2 separate regions of the Homo sapiens genome follow, and region 2 is linked to region 1. Evidence: chromatin loops called from intact Hi-C (ENCODE). Cell type or tissue: gastrocnemius medialis. All regions are shown on one strand.

Evidence for each region. Hi-C counts contacts between places; a loop is a spot of excess contacts. Peaks named below come from ENCODE experiments on the same cell type or tissue, not always from the same donor. Only the 100,000 strongest peaks of a DNase experiment are listed, where the experiment ranks them.
Region 2: it touches region 1 in a loop (7-fold over the local background); 7 of 110 quality-filtered maps call a loop at or near these places.

Annotation. Positions count from the first base shown.
Region 1 is chr6:116,970,022-116,978,021 of GRCh38, reverse strand. No RefSeq gene overlaps it. Among named protein-coding and RNA genes, the nearest start is that of RFX6, 97 kb to the right of the region's middle. In gastrocnemius medialis, a CTCF peak has its summit at 5,862 (motif pointing left); DNase peaks (open chromatin) are centred at 2,221, 3,871 and 5,851; H3K27ac peaks cover 4,102 bases.
Region 2 is chr6:117,260,870-117,268,869 of GRCh38, reverse strand. VGLL2 (vestigial like family member 2) reads right to left here and starts at 3,312. Exons shown (of 4, transcript NM_182645.3): 1 at 3,026-3,312; 2 at 379-688. The coding sequence starts at 3,106. LOC105377964 (a long non-coding RNA gene) reads left to right here and starts at 3,796. Exons shown (of 2, transcript XR_942911.3): 1 at 3,796-4,295; 2 at 5,687-6,608. In gastrocnemius medialis, CTCF peaks have their summits at 522 and 3,316; DNase peaks (open chromatin) are centred at 529, 3,289 and 4,057; H3K4me3 peaks cover 4,249 bases; H3K27ac peaks cover 4,255 bases; H3K27me3 peaks cover 410 bases.

The sequences.
Region 1 (8,000 bases):
AAAAATTACTGAAAATCGCTAAACCAAAACTAAATATAGCCTCAATGTAACTTCCTTGTAGGCAGATTCAAAAAAGGATCCCAGCTACTTCAATACTACGACTTGAAGGTATTCATGAGCCAGACAAATTAAGAGTGGAAAAAGACAGTAGTCTTATCGATTGTTGTTAAAATGTCTTTCTTTTCTATTAATTTTACAAGAACAGAAGACACATGTACTCATTAGCAAGTCACTACCACGATCCTAACGAGTGACTGTGCAAGCAAGGGTCCCTGAAGTTTAAGTTTTTGAAGCTGTGGCAAATTTACCTCTGGTCCTAACCCAAGGACTTTTGGAATAATAACTGCCATTCACACAAAAAAAGCCATTCCATTGCAATTCTTAGTGTTCTTTTCTTCAAACCATCACACAAAACTCTTTTCTCTTACTCCCTCACTTGTTCAACCATATTGATGGAGCACCTACTATATACAGTCATGAGCTGATTAGCAATGGGGATATGCATTTCTCAGAAGAAATGCATCATTAGGCAATTTCATCATTTTGCAAACATCATAGAATGCACTAATGCAAACCTAGATACTATAGCCTACTACACACCGAGGCTACATAGCATGTTGCTCCTAGGCTACAAATCTGTACAGCATGTTACTGTACCAAATACTGTAGACAAGTGTAACACAATGGGAAGTATTTGTGTACCTAAACATAACTAAACATAGAAAAGGTACGGTAAAATTATCTTACCTTAAAAGATGAAAAAGGAACACCTGTATAGGCCACTTTCCATGAATGAAGCTTGCAGGACTGGAAGTTGCTTTGAATGAGTCAGTGAGTGAGAGGTGAGTGAATGTGAAAGACATTATTGTACATCATTGTAGACTTTATAAACATTGTCTGCTTAGGCTACACTAGATTTAAAAAATAATAATAAATATGCCTTAGCTTACTGTGACTTTTACTTTATAAACTTTTCAATTTACCTTTTTGACTTTTTTGTAATAACATTTAGCTTAAAACACACATTTCCTTTCTTTATAACTTTATAAGTTTTTTATTAATTTTTTTTAACTTTCTAAACTTTTTTTGTTAAAACTAAGGCACACACACATACATTAGCCTAGGCCTACACAGGGTCAGGATAATCAATATTATTGTCTTCCACCTCCACATCCTGTCCCTCTGGAAGATCTTCAAGGACAAAAACATGCCTAGAGCTGTCATCTCCTGAGACAATTATGCCTTCTGGAATATCTCCTGAAGGACCTGCCTGAGGCTGTTTTACAATTAACTTTTTTTTTTAATAAATAGGGGTACACTGTAAAATAACTATTAAAAAGTCAGCACAGGAAGTTTATTTACACCAGCATCACCATAAACGTGTGAGTGATGCATTGTACTATGATATTACAATGGCTACAACATCACTAAGCAATAGCAATTTTTCAGCTTTTTTATCATGTTATGTGGTCCATAGTCCTTTGTTTATGTGGTCCATAGTTCACCAAAACATCACTATGCAGTATATGACTGTGCTAGGTTCTGTGTTCAACCCTGGAAACGTAATGATGTACAAGAAAGATATACATGGTGCTTCTCTCTCAGAGCTCACTGTCAGAGGCAGTTAACTACCCATTTGTAGGCTAGAACACCTCAGGTTTGCAATCAGCCGTAAGCCTTCCTAGGCTCTGTCCCACTGTGATGTAATTTTTTAGGCTACATTCAGCCTAAGCCTTAATTCGTGTCTTAATCCATTCAAACTGCTATAACAAAATGCCGTAAACTGGGTGGATTAGAAACAACAAACACTCCTCACAGTTCTGGATACTGGTAAGTCCAAGATAAAGGCACTGGCAGACTCCGTGTCTGGTGAGGACCCATTTCCTGATTCATAAATGGCAGTCTTTTCACTGTAACTTCACATGGCAGAAGGGACATGTGAAGTTATGGTAAAAAGTTACAGTGACCTCTCTGGGGGCTCTTTTACAAGGGAATTAATTTCATTCATGAGGGCTCTCTCTTTGTGACCTAATTACCTGATTAGGCCCCACTTCTTAATACCGTTACACTGGGGATTGGGCTTTAACATATTAGTTTGGGGGGAACACAAACAGATCATAAGTAGTCTCGATTACCACACCCTAGCCCAGTACACAGAACCAGTCATAGCTTCCTGTTGCATGGGGCTCTGAGATCAGATTGCTCATCCTCAGTTACAAGGCGCCTATTACACTCTCCTGAACTGGTCAGTGAGCTCATTTCACTGCTTGCTATCCCATTACCACTGTTCAGCTCATGAGAACTTCCCTCTGCTGTTTGCCCTTTCCACCCAGTTACTCCTCTTCTAGATCTTCCCTGCCTAGCCTGGCACTCTGCATGAGGACTGCTCTTCACACAATATGCAACCACTTCACTTACAGCTACCCATCACCTGAACAAAATCCCCCTGGATGAAGTGAGATAATGTATCTTCATCACCTACCACATCTGTTTGTTAAAAAGATGATAGATTCTACTTTCTATATAAGATAAATAATAATCATCTAGTCCTGAGCATGAACACAATACTATAAATTTGGTAATCCTTTACCAAAAAAATACATGGTTTTAGATTATTCTTTTAATGTGTTAGTCTCAGTTAAGAAATTATTACTTTAACTGGAATTTTGGAGGAACAAGACTTAGAAATGATAAAATTTGGTGGTAATCACACACAATAACAATTTTTATTGTTTGAGTCAGTGCTAGAGTTCATTCAGGTGGTATTTGGCTGGCTTTGTTAGTCTTGCTTCCCAAATTAGCTTTGCTTTCCGATCCAGATGTCAATATGTGAAATGGTCATCAGCCAAGTGCAGAAGGATACACAAGCTGGCTGCAAAACATGATGACCTATCCAGTGGAAAGATGAAACCTGACAGAGACCTGGGGACAGGCTCAGACTCTGCCTGGGAATGCTTAGGAATCTGGGGAAAAGCACATCGGAAACTTGAAAAGGGAAATGGCAAACTTCAAAAATGTACAAGCTGAAAGCTACAAAAAGCTCAACCCAACCGTCTTTGGAAAGGCAATCCCAGTCCTTGGGAATGTCATAGAGCAAATCTATTACCACATACATGAACTCTCAGTGCTAATATGGCTTGCCAATGAAAATTTGGCTCTCATGGACTGAAGCATAATCAATGATACACAAATCAACTATTCCGAGTGTATAAACGAGCTCTGTGAATTGATGAGACATGTGTAGCCCTGAGGATAAGAGGATAACAGGTGTATAGTCACTGTTTTCTCAGAGCTGGTCACATGAAAGGAGAAAGCAGTGATGCATACAGCTGTATTTATATCCTGCATTCAATCATGGAAAAAGCAGCATTCAATATCATTGTCTGCCCCCACTAAAAGGAGATCTGGATAGTTCTTTTGGGAATTTCACAAGTTATCTGGACACAGAATGTAGCCCTTACTTATTTCTCAGCTCTACAGAGTTTTAAAATGTATGTGTAGGGGAAGGGATATTTGGCATATCTGGGAACCTTCCTCACAATTTACTGCTAACCTAAAACTGCTTTAAGAAATAGTCTTTAATAATGATTTTTTCAAACCAACAAATATTATGCATTGCTTTTAAAATTCAATACCAATCAGTAAATGTGCTTTGAAATTTGTAAAGCCCAGGTAGTTAAGACACATACACTTTGTGAGTCTCTTAGAAATAGTGGCACCATCCCATCAGAGCAGGCACAATGTCTCCTTTAACAGATGGCTGGGAAAGAAGGCAGCCAAAAGACCATGTATGAACAACAAATGTGCTTCTAAGGGCGGCAGTCCAAGCAGCGAATGTTGAAATTGTTTTCCATCCTACGCTTGCAGGCCTGTGGCAAAGGGACTGGGGAATCAGTTGACTTGTGTGCGCTTAAGCAAAATGGCCAAATAGCTCCCATGACTATAGGAAAGGAGACCAGCAGATGTGGGGGCAGCAGAGTGTTCCAAGCATGGGATTAGGAATGCTCATTGTCCTTGCACCATTACGAGCAAGGCTCTTCTGCTATCTGTTAACACCATGTTTTATCTTGTTTTCATTCATACACGCTGAAGAATGAGCACAACACAGGCAGTTTGGCATCTTTAGAGATGAAAAGTATTTTCGCTAGAAAGATCAGGTACAAATCTATTTTACCTAAGAAGAGAAATATTATTTATAAGAGGGGAGGTGTCTTTGGTCTTTGCTGCCTTTCTCACTGTGCTTTAAACAAATTTCTACTACATAAATGTGGGTATAACTAGTTTATAATCTTATATATGTCTAGTTCAAGTCTTACAAGGATGCAGTGGAATATCTGCAGTGAAGAGAAGTCTTGCCCATCTATATAAGGACCTCTGGAGTAAAAAGCTGCAGTGTTTGTGAATTTTGAGGCTATGTTGTTGAATGATCATTTTTACATTAATGAGACTTTTTGGCATAGTGTGTGGATGGAACTTAAATTTTAATAGAAACATCATGTTATTAAAGCCCAAAGTCCATTGGTGAGGGTATGTGTGTATGTTTACGTGTGTGTATAAAGTTGGTTTCTATATCCAAATGACTATACATATATGAATATAAAAAAGTTACTATTTCTGGGTTTGCTGCATTGATTCTTTAAATAACTAGATTTTTACAGTACTCAGAACAACGAGACAGATAAGTTTCATTGTAAAATGAGGCCCTTGATAAATAGACTTCTGTTGTGGGACTTTTCAGTTCTTAGAAGAGTTCTTACTTTTTAAACGTATGTATTGACAACAAGTGAAAGTAGACGGAAGAAAGATTTGATCCATATGGTGCCATAAAATCCATGTTTAAGTAAACCTAATGCTACTTCTCAAACAGCACTCCACCAAGTTGACACCCATACTCTCTCCACCCTGAAAAGGTTTAGGGAATAATCACTTTTTCAACCTAATCTTTATTAGATCAACTACATTCTCTGCCATCTTATGATAGGAACCCCACTCATATATAATGCAGACTGGAGGTAAAGCCTTTAAAAATATATAATGTCCTTTCATAAGTTTTCAGGAAGTGAGAATCTTTGTATAAAATCAGGCTGGGTTATTGACTCAAGAATTCTCCCATCTGCCGAATCTAATCAGTACAGCAAACATCTTCAAATTATTCTCAGACACTGACACAGGCTTATGAAATACATTCCTTTCTATTATTTCCTGATCTTGTCCAACTTTGTACACTTTGAACCTCTAGGATTGGAAATCAATCATGCTGACAACTCATGTTATTTTTTAAAAAATTAATACTATTTGCCAAATCTTGAAATATTTCTCCCAATTTTCATCAAAAATGAAATGTTATTTATTATGGTAATGTTTTTGGAGTTGTTCGTCTGTAGTTTCAAATAATGTTGGCTTAAAATAATGTAGTTAAATATTTTGTATTTCAAAATAGCTATAAGAGATGAATTCAAATATTCTAACCACACAAAAATGATAAATATATGAGTATGCTGAAAACCCTGATTTGACCATTACACAATATATACATGTATCAAAACATCATACTGTACTCCATAAATATGTGCAATGATATGTATCAGTTAAAATAAATACTGAAATAAATTTTAATGTAGTTTGAAATGACCTGAATTTGTTGAAATTGCTGTTATAATCAGAACTACTTTAAAAGTTTAAATTTTTATTACTTTAAAATTAATAGAATTATAAAGTACAATTAAAGCTTAGATAATTCTGGAACCCAAGTACAGTTTTATAAAAGTAGGATATTTAATTTAAAATGCAAAAAAATGTCTATCAAACTAGTGCAATGAGACATGGATGACAGGTCAGATTTTTGAATTTTTGGGGCAGTGCTGCCCTCTAATGACAGTATTGAAGAACTTGCTTTATTTGGTCATTACTTAACAGAAAGTTTAGCCTCACATTTTCATTTCTGGTTACACATTAGAATCACCTGGGGACCTTTTAGAACAGTCTCCATTCCCATCCCCCAGAAACTCTGATGTATTCATCTACGTCCTGGGCATTAGTAGTTCTTATGCTTTCCTGGAAATTCAAATATGCATCATTTTAAGAAATGCTAGTTTAGGCAGAGAAACAAAGTATTAACAATACCAAAAAAATTGTATCCCAGTCCCCAGAGTATCTAGCACACCAGTGATCACCGGTCTCTTTCTGTTCTGCAATACCATTTTCAGGGACCTGGCTTCTGACCCCCCAAACTCCCTGATTAGCCATTGGCCAAGTTATTACATAGGCACAACTAGGTATAAACATACCGACATAAAGAAACACAGTATTATACATTCACAACTGCAGAAAAAAAAACAAAAAACTTTTCCTTCCAATTCCCCTGCATCTCAACTTCTTGCCAACTTCCAAACAAAAAAAAATAGCTTCATTCATTATTATAATTCAGAAGGCTTTAAAACTGATGACAATGCTGTTGGGAAGAAAGGGGAACAAAAATGGGAGGATGGCATTAAAAACAGGAGTGGGAGGTCTTTTTTATCTTGTGTATGTTTCCTGTCCTCCCCATTGCAATATAATTTTAATAATAAAGGAATTTTTGTCTGTTTCAGGACAATGCCTGGCACATAGTTAGCACTCACAGGCATTGTTTAATGGATGAACAAATAAATGAATGAATGCATGAATGAGTAGGTTTATGTTTGAGACTGGGTGAGAGAGAGAAAAAATAGAAATAAATATTTAAGGCTTTGGGAGAAGGAACAGGTAACTTCCCACTGAAGGAAAAAAGATACCTATCCAAATGAAAGGTTGAAAATACATATCACTGTAAAAAAGGGAAAAAAATGGAATAAGAATAATGGAAAAGCAAATTTATAATTAATTGGTAGAAACCTGTGAATTGTGTCAAAACCCAACTATTCCAAAACTGACCTTAAAGGTCATTTAAAGACACATGATTAGAAACAAAATTAATTAGTCACTTTTGGAGGGTTTTAGGGAACCACCTCATTATTTTGATAATTAGTAAATAGAAGGTAAAAATTAGTAACTTGTCTTTCCTACACAAACTATATCACTGGGTAACCAAACATAAGTATTTTTCTGTAGAATAGTCCAGTTATTAAGTACATAAGAAATTATTGAATTAGCATATCATTACTATCATTATCTTCCAACCCACAATGAATGAATTAATTGTTTAGGCATTGAGCATCAACAGCTGCTAACAGGACAAAGGAGTAATCATCAGACTCTTGATACCTCTTGATAGACGAACACACCACTACCTATAAAGTAATCTTGCTTAAAAAATTCAACCTATTTGGCAAGCCTCTAGGCTCAAATACCAATATACAGAGGACAAAAAAAAACTTATTAAAATATACAGAGGTGCAATCAGTAAAATCCAGAAGAAGGAAATTCTATGGGACAAACAATCTGGCTTCCTCAAAAATAATTGCAAAGAAAAGAGAGTTGGAGAAGAAATGTGTAGATTAAAATGTCTTAAAATACATATCAATGAGGCACAATTTGTGAACCTTACTTTGAAATTAATTCAAACAAATTATGAAAAATCAATGATTCATAGGGCATTAGAATTTGAACACTTACTGGATATTCTATATTAAGAAATGTTAATTTTAAGTCTAGTAATAATATTATAGTTATGTTCATTCTATATAGTGAACTATATATAATAGATATTATATATTAATTAATATAATATATTAATATAAAATATATATTATATATTAATATAAATATATAAATATATAATAACAGTATATATAAATATATATTAATCTGTATATAATTAATGAATAATAGTCTAGTATGTTTTAGAATACATACTAGAACATTTATTAATGAAATAATATGTGTGATATATACTTGAAAATAATGCTACAGGAGAAAGTTAGACACTGAGGATTGGACCTGTGTCAATAACTGTTGAAGCTGGGTGGATGAGTGTGTGGAGGGTGGTACTATCTTTTTCACTTTTGTATAGGTTTGAAATT
Region 2 (8,000 bases), 290 kb before region 1:
TTTGCATCCATTTTCTTGTTGGAGTCTTACAGCCTTCTCTGGGGTTAGGAGGGTAAGTGTTATTCTACTTTAAGAGAGCAGTAAATAGAGTGACCTCAAAGAGGTTGAGACTTGCCCAAGGTTATATTGCTAGGAAGTGGTGGAACCAACACACAAACCTAGGTCTTCCAATTCCAAGGATAGTGTTTTTTCCAAGGAGTTTTTTCTTATATCCATGCCCTTTACCCCTGCGTTTTCCTTACCCTTTCCAAATGCTCCTCTGCACACCTTCTCTGACACCTAATATTCTTTTCAGCTGCATGTTTTTAGGCTCCTGTAGGTGAACCCCAGGCTGAGAGGACCCCCTATGGGTCCTTCCCAGCAGGGCCCTATACTCACCTCGCCAGGGCCCAGAGCTCCTTGGTGCTTTGCTGCTGGTACAGCTAGGAGAGTAGCTGCTGGGTTGGCTCAGGGCCCTGCTGAAATGTTCATCCACCACGGAGCTGATGTCCCCCTGGAAATAAGTGAAGAGGACGCAGCGGGAGTTGATGTACTCTGCCTCTGGTGGGCGCTCTTTCTCTGGGCTGCCTTCTTCCTCTTTTATACTGGCTGGGGTTTGGCTGGAAAATGAGGAGCTGCCGCTGCCACTGCTGCTGGGGCTGGCATTGCACTCCTGCGCTTCCTGCATTTTGGAATAATAGGCTAGTTTCTGTTCAGAGAGAGAAAGAACAGAGATATCAATTTCAAAAGCGATGGCAAATTCGGTTCAGACTGATTCCCTCATCCTAATCTCTAAGGTATTTATGGGGAAACTGGCATATGGGCTTAAGCCTTGTGCTGTTAGCATAAAACTAGCAATAGCGGGGCAACATAGTTAGCAGGCCTCCCAACCTGCACCCAAGCAAGGACGGGCTTCCTTAAAGGAAGATTGCTGTCCTTGGTCCCTCTGACTCCTAGAAAATTTCTCCTAAAATGTCTGGGTGAAGGTTTCAGGAGACACCTAAGCAGCTAGGTTTAGAGCTGAGTTTGACCTCATAGCTGGGCTCAGGGCAGATATATTTTTAAAATCAGACTCCAAGGGTAAAGGGCACCCAAGTCCAGATAGAGCCTGACTGTTCCTTGCCTGAGAATCCAGGGCAGAAGCACAGGATACAGGATAAACATCCTCCTGATGAAATAGGAGCGGGGGGCAACCCCCTACCCCTACAAAATCCACTCCCTGAAACTAGGAATGTGTGAAGGAAAGCAACAGGAATGTAAAGGAAGAAATGCCACAAAAAGTTTGAAATAATTACATTTAGTAATGAATTGTGTGGGGTAAAAATCTGGGGTAACATGACTGGGGAAACACGGATCATTTTAATAAATGCAAGTTGATTTTTTTTTTATTATCCCTATATCAGTTTTTAAACAGATCTTCTCTTTAATAACGAAAGACCAGTGGATTACGAGTATTTCCACCCCCATCATCTCCACACACATTGAGGAAATGATAAAAAGGAGCAGACAGAAGAAAGTTAAGATCCTGGCTGTGAGGTGGGGTAAATCGGCATGTCTCATAGTGATTTTAAAAAGCAGGCGCAGCTTCTGTGAACATTTTCTTAGAAATGAGCAATGGACTGAATGAAGTGTTAAAGCATTCTGCAGGCAGAGATGGCCTTGAAGAGGCGGCCCGAGTCATACAAAAATGAACAGAGATCTTCATGCAATAGATTGGTTCGGGGTCTGGGAGAAGAAAGGGCCAGTCAGAAAACCAATCCACCTCTCTCCTCTTTGCTTGCCATAGTCCCACCCTGGGAAGAAGTACATTTCAGAAGCTGGAGCCAAAAGGTTTGAAATAATTGGGGACAAAACGATGTAAGATTTAGCAATATCACCACTTCCTAAATGCCACCTTCCCTACAAGAGGAACTCTGGTGATTCTTAAAATTAACACTGAGGCAAAACAAACTGCAAGTTGTGAAGTTTAAAAGAGAAGAGGAGGTAAGAAAACAAAAAGTGAACCCTATCCGGTCCATCATTAATTTATCGGGAAATTTTCGAATAGACATTTTAAATTTGCAGGCAAAATTAGCAAAAGCATCCACTGGGGCATTGGGGTGTATTTCAATTTCCCCAAAGCAGGTGACCAAGCTCTCACTTTCCAACCTGGAGGGGACCCCTACAGCCTCCCAGGTGTATGATTTCATTCTTTTCCTGCACTACTGTCCTCAGTTTCTGCTACCTCAGCTGAGGAAATGGAAGGAAAATGGTTCAAACAGACGCAGCCTGAAGACAAGAGAAACTGGCAGAATTAAATGGAACTTGAAGAGTTTGCAGAACCCGGGTTGAGTGGTCTTCTTAAAGTGTTTGTTGGAAGCAGGGCTTCCCCATTCACCTACTCAGGCTGGAGAAAGGCAAAGTATTGTCTATCAGGCTCGCCTCTGCCGGGTCATTCGCACTCCGGATAATGCTCCCAGAACTTCGCAAAGGAAAAAATTATAAAACTGCGCGGTGCTCTTTGAAATGAATTCTCTGGATCTGGAATTAATTGCCCTGGTCGCCAGAGAATTGAAACGGAAGAAATTATTCCTGAGATAAACTTGCAGGGATGAGAACACCGGCCCTTGCATCTCAGAAAGAGGCTGGCTGGCCTTCGCTTTTGGTTTTGTTGTTACTCTCACCATTGGGACCAAAGTTTGGTTTTTCCTGCGTCAGCTTTGCCTGCATTTCCTGGTACCTGCACCTGGCTTGGAAGAATCTGGAGTCCGACAGACCCTAAGAAGAAAATCCAGCCCGTGCCATCTTCCTCTGATTATTCCAGGGAAGACCTAGGCTCACATTAGCAGGGCTTAGCTGCTTCCCGAGAGCAAACAGGCGAGCTAAAGGGGTTAGCTAATTGCACTACCAACTGGGGGCGGCTCCGGCAATCCCCGCATCCCGGCTGCGCCGGTCGTGGTCGGACGCCCGAGACGCGCGGAGGCACAGCAGACCTTGGCGTACAGGCCATGCCGCCGCAAACGGGGGGCGCGCACTCCTTCCCAAAGTCCCCAGAGGAGACACGTACCTGGTGGTAGGGGGTGTAGGCGGCTGCGAAGTAGGGCTGCGGAGGACCATAGACTTGGTACATAACATCCAGACAGCTCATGACTCTCCGCAGCGGAGACGGTTAAGTGTTTTTTCATTAACTCTCCTTCCCCGGAGCTCAGGGGTGCTGCATGGGCGGCGCTTGGACCCGCGCTCTGGAGTCATCAGGCGGAGCAAAGCCAGCGCGCTCCGCGGCTCGGAATCCAGCTGGCTCGCTACCCTCCCACTCCTGCGATTTTACTCCCGACCGCGCTCCAGGGCAGAAGCGCCTGAGCTCCCGCTAGTGGGCATTTAAAGCCCATGCCCGGCGGGCGTGCTGACGCCACTCGGGGGCTGCGGAGCGGGAGGGGGCGGTGGGGGGCGGGGACCGGGGGGCCAATGGGGAGCGAGGGACGCTTGTTGGAGGGGCAGCGAGTGTGTTTCCCGGGGCCCACCTCTGACAAGCATGCGGCCAAGGGTGCCGGAGACTATGCGGTTCCCAGCGGATCCGAGGCTTCGCACCGCGAGTAGGAATCTCCCAGGACAAAATAGGAGAGAGAGAGAAAGAGAGAGAGAGAAGGAGGCGGGGACGAAGGGATCCGGGCTCATACACGCAGAGAAAGAAAGTTGGAGAAAGGTCTCTTAGGAAAGCCCTTGTCTCATACTGTAGTTGAGTGGGTGCTTCCAGAAGTGCCGAGGTGGGGCAAATTCTCTGCTTTCGGTTCCTGATGATGTATGGGGAGGACGGTGCTGTCCCTTGGAATCCCCTAGGGAGTCCGGGTCGTGGCAGACAGGATGTGGGAGTCCGGGTACCCCTCCAGGGCGCAGAAGAGCTACCTCTGCGGGGAAATGGCAGTGGCTGAAACCTGTAACCGCTGTCCTCTAATCCACTTCCTTTCGCTCCCTCTAACCTGGTCCTCCCGCCGCCTGTCCCACACCCCAATTCTGCTCTCTTGGGCCGTGCCCTTCTGCCCCTCTAAAGTTCGATCCTGCTCCTTTCTCTTTGATGTTCTCCACCGGAACCCGTTAGCTTCGCATAGATCGCGCCCGCTTCCGGCTGCTCCCGGTGTGAGCTGCTTTCGAGGAGTCCAGGAGGCTTTACCCGGCCTCGGATGTCTGGCTTTTCATGCTGGGGTCTCCTTGGCCGGGGTCCTTTAAAGTTTTGGCAACTTTGGGGACAAGGACTCGTTGGCGCTAAGAAGAAGCATACTAGGACCCGTACACAGAGAGGTCTTTTGCTGCCTATTCAGCCGGTAATACCAGCTGCGATGGTATGTTTCATTTTGGAGAGCTGGAAGTATATGCACTCCAACTATAAAACCTTCACCCCTTTCTCTCTCCGGCCCTCCCTGAGAGGTCTGCTGGCTTCGCCCTCCTTCCTGCGACCCTACCCATCCTTCTCAAGCCTACCCCCCACCAAGCCCTCTGGAAAGGGGGTGTAACAGTGGAGTCTTCAGTTCTATAAGTTTAGGAATGCATTGAGACAAGGCTATCTCCATGGCTGGGTCAGGTGGCGGAAGGGGCATTACGGGAATAGAGGCGGGCCAGACTTGGGGGGACCAAGGGAACAGGTTGGGAGCATTAAGAGTCTAGACTCAAGAAAGAGGCAGCATGGATTTCAAACCCTAGTTATTCCCCAGCTTAAATACAACAGAAAGTCTTTATAGAGTCTCAGGCTATAAGACTGTGAATAAATGAACCCTTGAAGATCTATTTGTGTTTTAAAAGTGAGTATTTTAAGCCAAATTGTTTTAGGGTTGCAGTTTTGGTGTTGCCCAATTTATAGATGGGAAATGGCTCCGTGTCTCCAAATGCTTGTAACTGGTGAGCCATCTTGAGCGATTCGACAATTTCCTTAATTAACAACAATGTAATCTATGTAAAGTTTTCTAATCAATGAAAAGTTAAAATAAAGACACTCTTCTAGTACATTTCCATGCAAGCCTCTTTTTAGGGGCCAAGCTGCCTGTTGGATGAAATCTGCCAGCTTCTGGAGCTTCTGATTATCCAGGCGCAAGGGTGAAGCAGAACATCCATCCCACCTCCACCCCAATGTGCCCTCCCTAGGCGTTTCTGAAGATAGGTACAACCACCTATCATCATTTTCTTTGGGGCAAGAGAGGAAACCCTCATCCAAAGAGCCACAGTACGCTCTTCTGTGTGCGGGAGATGGGGAGTTCAGGTCCCAGTCTCGCTGGCCGCTGCTGCGCACCCTTTCTGCTGGGTCGGCTTCACCCAGGCCCGCAGGAGTACAGGTGTCAACGCAACCATCGCACCAGGGACTCCACGGGGCGGGCGGGTGTGGCCCCGGAGGGTCCGGTCCCCCACTTTCGCGCAAGTCCCGCAGTCCCTCCTTGGACACGGAGGTTCCGTTTTGGACATCTCTGGGCGTGAACATCGGTGGCTGAAGCCGGCTCCTTTTCGAGCAGCCTGGGCTTGGCAGTGTTGTGCAGGGGGAATGGGGGTTGGTGGGTGGGAAGCGGCGGAAGGCAAGCTCCACTAGCATGTCCAACCAATGCATGGAAACCCTGCTTTTGTCCTTGCTCACCTTCCAGTAGCTACCTCCTATTCCCAGTACCCGGTCACTTTGACATTTTTAAATTTTACGATGGCTATAGTACTAGAAGACCTTTTTATTTATTTATTTATTTGCAATTTCCAGAGAAAATCATGACAACCTCTCCAAGTCCAACAAGGCCCAACAGAAAGTTATTTTCGGAAAGGATTACAGGAAGAACGATTTTGCGTATCTCAGACGAAGAAATTGAAGAGAACATTATTCTAGTTGCCTAAGGCTGCTTTACATTCACATTACTCAATCTCCTCTTACTTGAAACAATTTTAAAAATCTCACTGAAGCTAAGCGAGGGTATGGACTGCACAGGAGTTCGAAGGAACACAAGGAATTGGGTCAGTGAGCATCAATCTAGAATTTAGGAAGGAAACCATTTTATTCCCCCTAAATCCACAGTGAAGGAAGAAAAACAAACATCCCAGAGTTTTAAAACACGTCCCAAAGATTGGAGAATGTTTCGTCTTTTCTCTATGTCTGAAAAGTTGTCATTTACAGGAGGGTGGTACTTCTCAATCGCATGAGATTGCCTCTTGTTTCTACGCTGAAGCGGAAAGTAAAACACAGCTAAATTTGATCCCCTTTACTCTCCCAGCCATTCAAACCACCAGCACATTATCAAGGTTGAAGAAGTTAGATTTAGATTCAGAGTCTTGGGAATGGGCTACAGGTTGAGAAAATTATCTTTCCTTCCCTCTGGAGTCCTCTTCCTCAAGAAGAGACTGAAAAACAAACAGATGTCCCTGAATTTGGGCCCGAAGCCCCCAGTGAGATAAACTGTTCCCAGTTGCGTGGAATTGGCTTTTAACTCCTTAACTGGGCAGAGGGAGTATCAAAACTTCTCTTTGAAAAGAATTTCACTTTATGATCGATTAATGGCCATTTATTGAACTGCTAGGAAAGAGCTATATGAAAGTAAATTGCACCAAAATTTCTTTTTTAATATCCTAGTTCTATTCTGCAATTCTAACAGCATCTATACTGTGAAAATAAAGACACCTTTAGTCTTGAAGTTAATAAGTGAAATTAAATTACTTTAGCACAAGTAAATGTTTCAAGATAGCAACTCAATGAAATACCTGTTTTCTCTTCAGAAAGGTTTACCTCTCACTTTCGTAAACTAGCTGATTTCATTATCTCTGAATCTATCTGTCACTTGTGTCGTCTTATTCTGAAAACCGCAAAGACACTGCTTAGCAAGGATACTTGAATAGAACTGATTTGGAGAACTGACTTGCAGCCAGCCAGGCCCTTCGTTGCCAGTGGTTTATTTAAATCATGAGTTGGCATTTCATGTTGCCAACCGAGGGGGATAAACACAATGGTAACCTCACAGATTTTCCCCCACAAACTCATTTTTTTCATGTTTTACTGACAGGAGTTGTGTTTGGATTTGGGAGAGTAGCTGAGAAGATTTTGTGGATTCAAGCTGTTAACAATATTAGTTAAAAACATTTCTGTAAAAGCCAGGGTTTTCAGGCATGATCTGTTAGTTAGGAATAATACTGTAGTAATGGACTGAATGGTGATTTAATTTTAAAGAAAAAAAGGGGGAAATAGAGAAATCCATGCATCCTGAAACCTCACTAAAAAGCTAAGTGGGGAGGAATTACAGTTTGACTTAGTGAAAAAAATAAGTAAAAGATGGTTCAGTTATTTTCATACAAACTTTGAGTAGCTCTTAACAGTGCTTCCAGGTAAAAATCTTCTATAGTCAGTTCAAATGAATAGATAAAGTTACTTTTATTGACATATAGAGGATTATTAAAAGAATGTTGAACTTTTCCTTCTTTACATATTTAAAACCCTATTTTTATGTTATGTACATGTCAACTTTAGCTTTGGTGAAATAATTGCAATCTTTTGAATTTAGTTTATCTTGTATTCATGTTAACATTTGTGCCCATTTCTAAGACTGGGGAATATAACTAAAACCGTATTCATCTTTTTAGAAATGAGTTCTTTTTAATGAGTCTCTATGAAATGGTTATATAAAGATAAGATTATACAAATTCAATTCATGTGACCCAATCCTTTAACAATGGTAACATACAAATAGCAAAAAAGGGACACTTAAAATAGATGTGTGTCAAATGTTTTGCCTTGTCATATTTTCACAAGAGAAAAAATTAGAAGGAAATTTACATTGTATAAGATATACTTGGACATGCATAGCTAAGTCTGAGAGCACATATCAATTATTTCTTAATAGGAAGAAATTGCCTGTCATCTCTGCTTTGCCTGGAAAAGTAGCTCTAATTGCTTATAATTTCTGATGCTATCATTTGCTTTTCTTTAAAGACACACAGTTTGGAGAAAGCCTCACAACTAACATATTTGTGAAACTACTTTTGTAAGATATAGGGAGATAGAGGAATTTACAGATTCAGAAAGTGGAAGTAGA